3 separate regions of the Homo sapiens genome follow, and all the other regions are linked to region 2. The links are chromatin contacts, found by Hi-C or POLR2A ChIA-PET in ENCODE. All regions are on one chromosome and are shown on one strand. Each heading gives the region's core, a stretch centred on a gene start or an enhancer-like site at or near the end of the contact. The rest is flanking DNA. Distances are from core to core; before and after follow the strand shown. Region 1 has its middle 15 kb from the start of NICN1. Region 2 holds the start of C3orf62 (chromosome 3 open reading frame 62). Region 3 holds the start of IMPDH2 (inosine monophosphate dehydrogenase 2).

Region 1 (3,151 bases), core at 232-2,731, 170 kb before region 2:
AAAAGCCAGTTAAGATCCTTAAACTAGCTGGGCACTGTGGCGTGCACCTGTAGTCTCAGCTACTCAGAAAGCTGAGATGGGAGAGTCACCTGAGCCCAGGAGTTCAAGGCTTCAGTGAGCCACTCCACTGCATTCCAGCCTGAGCGACAGAGATTCTATCTCAGAAAAAAAAAAAAAAAAGAAAGAAAAGAAAAAAGGAAAAAAAAGGAGATCCTTGCTGGGCACAGTGGCTCACGCCTGTAATCCCAACACTTTGGGAGTCCAAGACAGGTGGGTCACCTGAAGTCAGGAGTTCAAGACCAGCCTGGCCAACATGGTGAAACCCTGATTCTACTAAAAATACAAAAATTAGCCAGGTGTGGTGGCGGGTGCCTGTAATCCCAGCTACTCAGGAGGCTGTGGCAGGAGAATCATTTGAACCTGGGAGGTAGAGGTTGCAGTGACCTGAGACTGCGCCATTCCACTCCAATCTGGGCAACAAGAGCAAAATTCCATCTCAAAAAAAAAAAAAAAGCGATCCTTAAACTAAATTTGTTGTGATTTTGTTTTTGACAAGATTGGAAGATGGATTAAAAGAGACAAGATCCAGCTATATGCTGCCCCCAAGAGTCTTACTTTAAATATAAGGACACTTTGGGAAGTTGAGGTGGGCAGATTGCTTGAGCTCAGGGTTTCGAGACCAGCCTTGGCAACACCATGAAACCCAGTCTCTACAAAAAATACAAAAACTAGCTGGGTAGGGTGGCCTATGCTTGTAGTCCCAGCTATTCAGGAGGCTGAAGTGGGAGGATGGCTGAGATAGGCCACTGCACTCCAGCCTGGGCAACAGAGCCAGACCTTGTCTCAAAGAAAGAATGAATGAATGAATGAATGGCCGGGCGTGGTGGCTCACACCTGTAACCCCAGCTCTTAGGTAGGCAGAGGCAGGAGAATAGCTTGAGCCCAGGAGTTCCAGACCTGCCTGGGCAATATAGCGAGACCCCATTCTCCACCAAAAAAAAAAAAAAGACAATAAATAAATAAATGAACACAAAGAAATTATAAGAAATGGCCAGGCCCAGTGGCTCACGCCTGGCACTTTCAAAATCCTAGCACTTTGAGAGGCTGAGGCGGGCAGATCACATGAGGTCAGGAGTTCGAGACCAGCCTGGACAACATGGGGAAACCCCGTCTCTACTAAAAATACTAAAAATTAGCCAGGCGTGGTGGTGGGCGCCTGTGATCCCAGCTACTTGGGAGGCTGAGGCAGGAGAAGTGCTTGATCCCAGGAGGTGGAGGTTATAGTGAGCCGAGATCATGCCACTGCACTCCAGCCTGGGGAACAGAGCGAGACTCTGTCTCAAAGAAAAAAAGAAAAAAAAGAAAAAAATTGTAAGAAAAAATAGCTCAGAGCAGTCTGAATTATGTGTGGTGTGCAGGCACAGAGAGACTTCCGGTATGAAACTTCAGTCATGCTCCCTCCCTCAAGCCCATGCCTGGGGGCAGTTGCTTAAGGTTATTTTGGGTCAGGCACAGTGACTCATGCCTGTAATTCCAGTGCTTTGGGAGACAGAGGCAGGAGGATCCCTTGAGGCCAGGAGTTTGAGACCAGCCTGAACAACATAGTGAGCTCCTGTCTTTACGAAAAAAAGTAAAGAAAAATATTCTTGCTGTAGCCTGAGCCTGCAGTCCTAGTGCTAGTCCCAAGAGGAGTGCTTGAGCCCAGGAGTTTGAGGCTGCAGTGAGCTATGATTACACCACTACACTCCAGCCTAGGTGACAGAAGCAATAGCTTGTCTTGAAAAAAAAAGTCATTTTGTTCTTGACTGCCTCACCCATTATCTTCATGCTCCTGGAATTTGTGATATAAAGAAGCAATGGGGCCTGGGCAGGGTGGCTCACACTTGTAATCCCAGCACTTTGGGAGACTGAGACTGGAGGATTGCTTGAGTCCAGGAGACCAGCCTGGGGAACATAGTGACACCCTGTCTCAATTAAAAAAAAGAAAAAAGAAACAATATATAAGCAATCAATGGCTTATGTTATTTTAATATAAGTTATTGGTAACAACTCAGGAATTGCTTCTTCTTTCCTTTAAAAATCCACCTGTACAGCCAGCATGGTGGCTCATGCCTATAATCCCAGCACTTTGGGAGGCCGAGGCAGGCAGATCACCTGAGGTCGGGAGTTCGAGACCGGTCTGACCAAAATGGAGAAACCCCATCTCTACTAAAAATACAAAATTAGCTGGGCGTGGTGGCACATGCCTATAATCCCAGCTATTCCAGGGGCTGAGGCAGGAGAATCGCTTGAACCTGGGAGGCAGAGGATACAGTGAACTGAGATCTCGCCATTGCACTCCAGCCTGGGCAACAAGAATGAAACTTCATTTAAAAAAAAAAAAAAAAAAAGACCAGGCTGGGCTCAGTGGCTCACGCCTGTAATCCCAGCACTTTGGGAGGCTGAGGCGGGTGGACCACGAGGTCAGGAATTCAAGACCAGCCTGGCCAAGATGGTGAAACCCAATCTCTACTAAAAATATAAAAATTAGCCAGGTGTGGTGGCAAGCGCCTGTAATGCCAGCTACTCGGGAGGCTAAGGTAGAGAATTGCTTAAACCCGGGAGGCAGAGGTTGCAGTGAGAAGACATTGCGCCACTGCACTCCAGCCTGGGCAACAGAGTGAGACTCAGTCTCAAAAACAAAACAAAACAACAACAAAAAATAAATGGCTGGGCACTGTGTCTCACACCTGTAATCCCTGCACTTTGGGAGGCCGAAGGGGGCGGGATGACGAGGTCAGGAAATCGAGACCATCCTGGCCAACATGGTGCAACCCCATCTTTACTAAAAATACAAAAATTAGCTGGGTATAGTGGTGCATGCCTGTAATCCCAGCTACTCAGGAGGCTGAGGCATGAGAATCACTTTAACCCAGGAGGTGGAGGTTGCAGTGAGCCAAGATCACACCACTGCACTCCGGCCTGGTGACAGAGCAAGACTCTGTCTCGGCCGGGTGTGGTGTCTTACACCTGTAATCCCAGCACTTTGGGAGGCTGAGGTGGGCGGATTATCTGAGGTCAAGAGTTCGAGACCAGCCTGGCCAACAAGCTGAAACCCCATCTCTACTAAAAATACAAAAATTAGCCAGGTGTGGTGGTGGGCACCTGTAAT
Region 2 (2,914 bases), core at 321-2,820:
TGATATGTGGTTCTTCCTCATGTCGTTATGGATTAAAGCTGGGAAGAGCCTCTATCAGGCTAGTTGGTTATTTCATCATCCTGATGTGATAGTGGGAGCTAGGTGTGACAGAGCTGGCTGGCATTCCTTCAGGGACCTTCATAAATGAGAAGCTCAGCTCTCCTCAGAGTTCTCTGCACAAGGCTCCTTCCATTTCCTGCTGCCTGGCAGGGGCAGCCATCCTCAGGTGGAAGGGTCTCCTCTGTGTGGATATGGCAGATCCTTGAGGGTTTTGGACAGCTAGAGAAAAGCTGGGGAAAATGGGTGATTTTTCCAAGCACTGAATGGTCTTTCCCCCTCTTGTATTTCAGACTAAAGCAGCTTATGTGCTATTTTACCAACGTCGAGATGATGAATTTTATAAGACACCTTCACTTAGCAGTTCTGGTTCCTCTGATGGAGGGACACGACCAAGCAGCTCTCAGCAGGGCTTTGGGGATGATGAGGCTTGCAGCATGGACACCAACTAATGCTGACTCCACGATCCTGCCACCCTGTAGCGCCAGTGTAATCCCCCAGGAGAACATCTTTGACACTCTGCAGACTGCTAGTGTTCTGTCTAAAAACCAGACAAGGAAATACCCTTCTTTTATGAGCAGAAGGAAACAAAAAAAAAAAAAGAAGACCGTTTACCTAGAAGAAGCTATGTCAAGAGGCTGAATTATTTTTATTTTTAAACAGGTGGTGAGAAATTTCTGTGAAACCTGTGAAGCTGAAAAGGGGGTGGGATGGGGGTACTCAATGGAGTATGTCTGATGGATCCCGAAGAATGGAGAGGAACACAGGCGCTGAGTATGGAGCAGCCTGGAGACCCACCCCACCTGCAGGGCTGCCCTGAGCGCCTGGATTTCTGGTTCTGATGCCAATACTAGTCACCCCAAGTAGTCTGCTCACAGTAACCCAAACCTCAAGTAAACTCCCCTTTCCCTCGCTATGTGCACTGATATGGGTTTATAATTTTCTGAAAGTTACCCACTGAAGCCCATTTCTCCGTTGAGTCATCTTGTAATTTCCAGCTTTCTCCCCGCTAAGGAAGATATCTAGTGTTGGGGATCCTGGCCCCTCAACCTCCTGTGGAACCCAGCAGTTCTGTTATATCCCCTGCTACCCTAGATGAATTAAGACGGTTAAATACTGTGTGGAACTTTTATTAGATAACACACTTTTTATTAGATAACGCTTAAAGGAAGTCAGTACATAAAACTGCCCGGTGCTGTGTCCCGTCTAGTTGTTTCCATGTTGGCTTGAGAACAGAAATCTTTGTGGGAGTTAGCCGGGAAAGGGCTCCAGTTCATGGCGATTTAGGGTAGTAATACATTTTGGTGTTACCCAGATGCTTTCTAGAACGGGTTCTTTCCTCATCCCTGCCAAGACTCTTCCCGGGGCCCCCATTCGAAAGCCCCGTCCCCACTCCCACCGCGGGGCCAGCCGCTGCGTGTGGGCAAGGCCTTAAGGAACCGGACGTATGGGTCCGGGATTTTTTGTCTGACCTTCAACCTAATCCGTGGGGGTTTGGGGCCTGCGCGGGGCACGCGCATGCGATGACCGTTGGATGGGTCGGCGTCACTGCGCTGCGGGTGAGGACAAGGACGTGGCTGCCGACTCGCCAAAGGGGGGGTGCCGGTAGGGCCAGCGGCCTGGGAGCCGCGGTGGGGCGGGAGGCAGCGGCGGGGCGGGCCAGGAAGCTGTGGGAAGTGGGGCGGGGCGTCTTTGGGGCTTCTGGCAGATGGCGGGTTCCTCCGCGAGAGCCGAGAACCGCCTACTCCAGGAGGAAAGCCCGAGGGTTGTGGGTCCTGCTATAGCCAGGGCCAAGCTCCAGGAAATCGTGGCCATTCAGGGGTAGTTTGCAGCCTCATTTGTAACATTATTGTGTTGTCCTGTGCATTTCCAATGCATTACATAAAGACATGGTCGCTTTTAGGAGAAATGTCTGAAAAACTAAGAAGATGCAGAAAGGAACTGACTGCAGCCATTGACCGGGCCTTTGAAGGAGTTAGTTATTCCCAGGAGTGCACAGGCCAGCAGAGGCTGGAACTGAGCGCCGCGCCGCTCTCCTTCTCGCTGCCCGTGCACAGGCTCCTCTGCAGAAGACATCCTCTGGCAGCCTGCTCTTCTGCTGCTCCTTTTGCTGCTGTCCCATGTGCTCCTGAGAATGAGAACCCTGCCTTTGCAACAAACCATGCCCCGGTAAATGCAAAACCACATGCTCTGTGCCCCGAGAGAAAACCTCTAACCAGCAAGGAAAATGTATTGATGCATTCCTCCATTTTGGCACCTGAAAGAGAGTCTTGGAGAACTGCAGGAGAGGGGGAAAACTGGAGAAAAGAAAATTTAAGGTGATTCTAATTTTGATGGTTTAACAGCTACAATTAAGGGGATTCTTGTTTCTGAAAAAGTTGTTGAAGATCCTAGATTTAGTTCATGACAGTGCTCTTGCCTCCTCTTGGCAGCTCTGTGACTGCATTTGGGGAGTTGACAGACATTCTTCAGAATCTGGCCTAGGAAACAGTTATATTTTGTGTATATGTTCCAGTTGAGGGGCTAGTTGTCAATCGTTGATGTCAAAAACCAGTCATGGAAACCACTTTGCAGTACCCAAAGGGGTAGTGGATGTAAAATAACCGGGTTTTAAAAATAACCTTATTTTTTAAGTTGCAGAAACAAAAGTCTTAATTCCATCTTAACTCCTGTGTTTGAATCTGGACACTGGGGCCTTTGATACCCTCCTTTGCCCACATTAGGGAGAGGCTTAATTGAAGGCTGGGCCCTACTTCCTGGCTTCATCTTTGCCTCTGCTCCCCGCTCTTACCCCAGATCTTTTTGGACCATCACCAGGTCTCTTCTAGACTTTTTCTTCTCCCGAGTAACTTGAAAT
Region 3 (3,339 bases), core at 318-2,817, 250 kb after region 2:
GAGCAGTGAAGCTGGCTTCAAGTAGGATAAGGATAGACTCACATGAGTCCATGAGAGCCCTAGGCTGGTGCAGTCAGTGATGGATCACAGCTGGTTTGTGGGAAGGAGGGGCAGAGGGGAAGTAACCCAACATTTGGGGGATTTGCAGTAGTCCCAAAGGAGGACCAGGATGTAGTGTGTGGTGGCTGCATGGAATTCAGTAGCTGTGCCACAATAACTTGGGGCCTTACTGTTTGCAGACAGCATCTGTCTGGGAAGTTCAGGGTGGGAGGGTTGAAGTTATATTGGTGGTACCCAACTTTTATCCGCATATTCTTCAGCCCCCAGAGTGTGAAAGGCCGGAATGACACCTTTTACCTGACACCTGAGCCAGTGGTGGCCCCCAACAGCCCAATCTGGTACTCAGTCCAGCCTATCAGCAGAGAGCAGATGGGACAAATGCTGACGCGGATCCTGGTGATAAGAGAAATTCAGGAGGCCATCGCAGTGGCCAATGCAAGCACTATGCACTGAGATGCCTTGGCCATGGCACAAGAGAAACCAGCCAGGAAAAACCAGACAGACTTTCACACTAAAGAAGAGGCCTCCATTTTTTTTTTTCTTTTTTTTATTGGTGTAGTTACGAAGCCTTTCAGGCTGCTTCTGTTTAAAATATAAAAGAAAACTTTGCCCCCTTTGCATCTTCATAAACCTGCTGCGGCAGACTCCTCAGCCGATGGTGGCTCTGGGTTTCCTTGAGTGTCATATGTCCTAGAAAGTTGCTGGCTGACTCTTTTTTGTCTGGGGCCTGGGGAAAGGGCTTGGACTGTGAAAAGAAATGTGGCCCCTTTCCATCTTCAAGAGAGATGGAATTAATGATGGATGGACCCTGGAGGGAATCTCCCCAGCCGACTTCCACTGGGCTGACAGACTTTGCTGACCACAGGGGAACGATGTTCTTTTCTTTCTTCATGATCAGACATAAACTTAGCATCTTAATGGAAGAAAAATGAGGGGAACTTCAATTATGATTTATTAAAGACAATTTCTATTACACCCTCCTTTATGACAAGTGACATTTTAGATGTAAAAGTAAAAACTTTACCATGCCTTTTTTTTTTTTGTTGGCCTAACATTGAGGCCTTAAAACCTGAGGCTCCTGTGCCTGATGGAATTCTTGTAACATACACTTGTGTATCATATAAAGATACCACTCTGTTTCTCTTATGTATTCTTACTCTAGTTGTTTATTAAGAATGACAAGCACGTCTTTTCAACATGTTAGTGAACAACGTCTCTTTATTTTGGGGAGGAGCCCGGCGGGACAGTAGAAGTAAACCCTTGCCTGTTAATTGAACTGGCCGAGGTCCTGCGGGGAGTGTGGGGTGGGACGTGAAGTGGCAGCTCCTCAGTGACAAGGCCACTATGTGCTATACGCATGCGCTGTTTCTTCAGCGCCAGCTCCGCCCCCGCCGCAGCGAGGCGGGTAGGTTCCGCCCGCGCGCACTACGCCCTGACGTCAGCGTCGCGCGCAGCGCAGTGACGAAATCGGCTGGTTTATATTGGCGCGGCCCAGACGGCAGAGGTCTCTGCGGCGCGGTCCTCGGAGACACGCGGCGGTGTCCTGTGTTGGCCATGGCCGACTACCTGATTAGTGGGGGCACGTCCTACGTGCCAGACGACGGACTCACAGCACAGCAGCTCTTCAACTGCGGAGACGGCCTCACCTACAAGTGCGGGCCTATGGGGCTCACCTGGGCGAAGAGAGGGGCGGCACCCTGGGGAAAAGGCCAGATGGGGGCTTCCGAGAGCCGCCTTGGGCGTGGGCGTGGGGGACAGGTTTCGGGAATTGGCCACCCACCTCCGGGGCTCACTTTGAGACATCTGGAGCGGTGCTTGGGGTACGGAGAAGCATCTCAGTAGTGCTTGGAATCTCAGGCCGGAGATTCCATGCTCCAGACACATGGAATTGTCAGGGTGCCAGGAGCACTGATGACAGCTCGGTGGCAGAAAAGGTCCCCTGTACCCATTTCCACCTTGTGCTGTGCCTGTGACACACAGACTCTGTCAGTGCCACTCTCTGCTCACATGCGTTACGGGTTGATTGGTACATGGGGATGGAGTCTCATGCTGCCCTAAGCTGAGAGCTTTACTCCCAATTCACTCCCTTCCCTCGCAGTGACTTTCTCATTCTCCCTGGGTACATCGACTTCACTGCAGACCAGGTGGTGAGTATGATCAGGAATTGGGTCCTGAACATCAAGGTGAGCTAAGGTGCTACTATCACCTGGTCTCTGGGCTAACTCACCAGATTGGGCTTGGGGGTGGATTTTATAGGATCATGTTGCTTGTTAGCATGCAGGTCATACAAAAGTGCCTTTTTGTGGGGGACTCAGTAACACCTTGAGGTGTAAGGGATGCTTTCCCACACTGGTTGACGTTTGTCTCCTCAGGACCTGACTTCTGCTCTGACCAAGAAAATCACTCTTAAGACCCCACTGGTTTCCTCTCCCATGGACACAGTCACAGAGGCTGGGATGGCCATAGCAATGGCGGTGAGCCCCATGGGGTGTGGGGGAAGGAGCAAGGACTCCATCGCCTTTCCCCAAAGGCATTCAGTCCTGCTTCTTGTCACTTAGTAGTAGTCTCTTTTTATCCTGTAGCTTACAGGCGGTATTGGCTTCATCCACCACAACTGTACACCTGAATTCCAGGCCAATGAAGTTCGGAAAGTGAAGGTCAGAAGGGCAACGATCATTAGCAAGCGCTCCTGGGAATTGCACTGAGGTGGGGTGGGGTGGGAGTAGGGGTTTATTCTAATTTAGTATTCTTTCTTCCCACCATGGGGTTCAGTTACTGAGAAGACCCTGAGATTCTGTTTCTTAAAGCAGCAGCAATAGACCAGGTGTACAGTGCCTCCAGCCTACCCATGTCTCTAAGATGTGTTGGTGTGATTTGGTCTTGTGGCACTGCCAAAGGGATCGATAAGCAGAGACCCCATGCTTCAGATCAAGAGCCTGATGAAAGTAGTTCAAAGATGCGATGCCCTTTCTCACCATCCCTTTCCAGAAATATGAACAGGGATTCATCACAGACCCTGTGGTCCTCAGCCCCAAGGATCGCGTGCGGGATGTTTTTGAGGCCAAGGCCCGGCATGGTTTCTGCGGTATCCCAATCACAGACACAGGCCGGATGGGGAGCCGCTTGGTGGGCATCATCTCCTCCAGGGACATTGATTTTCTCAAAGAGGAGGAACATGACTGTTTCTTGGAAGAGGTGGGTGCCACTGGCAGAGTAGATCCAAGCTCTAGCAGCCCAGGTTGAAGACAAGGGGCTTCTGTTGTCTAAGACATCTCTGAT

What was found. Hi-C counts contacts between places; a loop is a spot of excess contacts on that map. ChIA-PET counts read pairs that join two places held with the same protein, here RNA polymerase II (POLR2A). Pooled maps may share reads with other maps.
Region 1: a pooled map shows a loop between it and region 2 (2.9-fold over the local background). The contact joins the enhancer-like site here to the promoter of C3orf62 in region 2. A Hi-C loop is called at or near these places in 3 of 37 single-sample maps with no recorded cell type and 8 of 50 pooled maps. POLR2A ChIA-PET finds 5 or more read pairs at or near these places in 6 of 52 experiments (B cell, BJ, activated CD8-positive, alpha-beta memory T cell and 3 more).
Region 3: a loop to region 2 is called in a map of testis, with 2.7 times the contacts of the local background. The contact joins the promoter of IMPDH2 here to the promoter of C3orf62 in region 2. A Hi-C loop is called at or near these places in 3 of 168 maps with a recorded cell type or tissue (ascending aorta, naive thymus-derived CD4-positive, alpha-beta T cell and testis) and 9 of 50 pooled maps. POLR2A ChIA-PET finds 5 or more read pairs at or near these places in 3 of 52 experiments (CD8-positive, alpha-beta memory T cell, MCF 10A and WTC11).

Annotation. Positions count from the first base shown.
Region 1 is chr3:49,442,526-49,445,676 of GRCh38, reverse strand. No RefSeq gene overlaps it. Among named protein-coding and RNA genes, the nearest start is that of NICN1, 15 kb to the right of the region's middle. RefSeq lists an enhancer at 1,180-1,529. Within about 2 kb of position 1,481, at least 19 of the 41 ENCODE cell types and tissues checked have a DNase peak (open chromatin) inside an H3K27ac peak, as active enhancers do; they include B cell, where a contact is called at or near this core.
Region 2 is chr3:49,275,888-49,278,801 of GRCh38, reverse strand. C3orf62 (chromosome 3 open reading frame 62) reads left to right here and starts at 1,570. Exons shown (of 3, transcript NM_198562.3): 1 at 1,570-2,375. The coding sequence starts at 1,930. It overlaps USP4 (ubiquitin specific peptidase 4), which reads left to right. Exons shown (of 22, transcript NM_003363.4): 22 at 351-1,658. The coding sequence ends at 509. RefSeq lists a silencer at 1,547-1,746 and an enhancer at 1,887-1,956.
Region 3 is chr3:49,027,626-49,030,964 of GRCh38, reverse strand. It overlaps IMPDH2 (inosine monophosphate dehydrogenase 2), which reads left to right and starts at 1,567. Exons shown (of 14, transcript NM_000884.3): 1 at 1,567-1,712; 2 at 2,159-2,207; 3 at 2,433-2,534; 4 at 2,643-2,717; 5 at 3,049-3,255. The coding sequence starts at 1,615. QRICH1 (glutamine rich 1) reads left to right here. Exons shown (of 10, transcript NM_198880.3): 10 at 321-1,258. The coding sequence ends at 513. RefSeq lists enhancers at 1,567-1,776, 1,230-1,831, 1,832-2,434.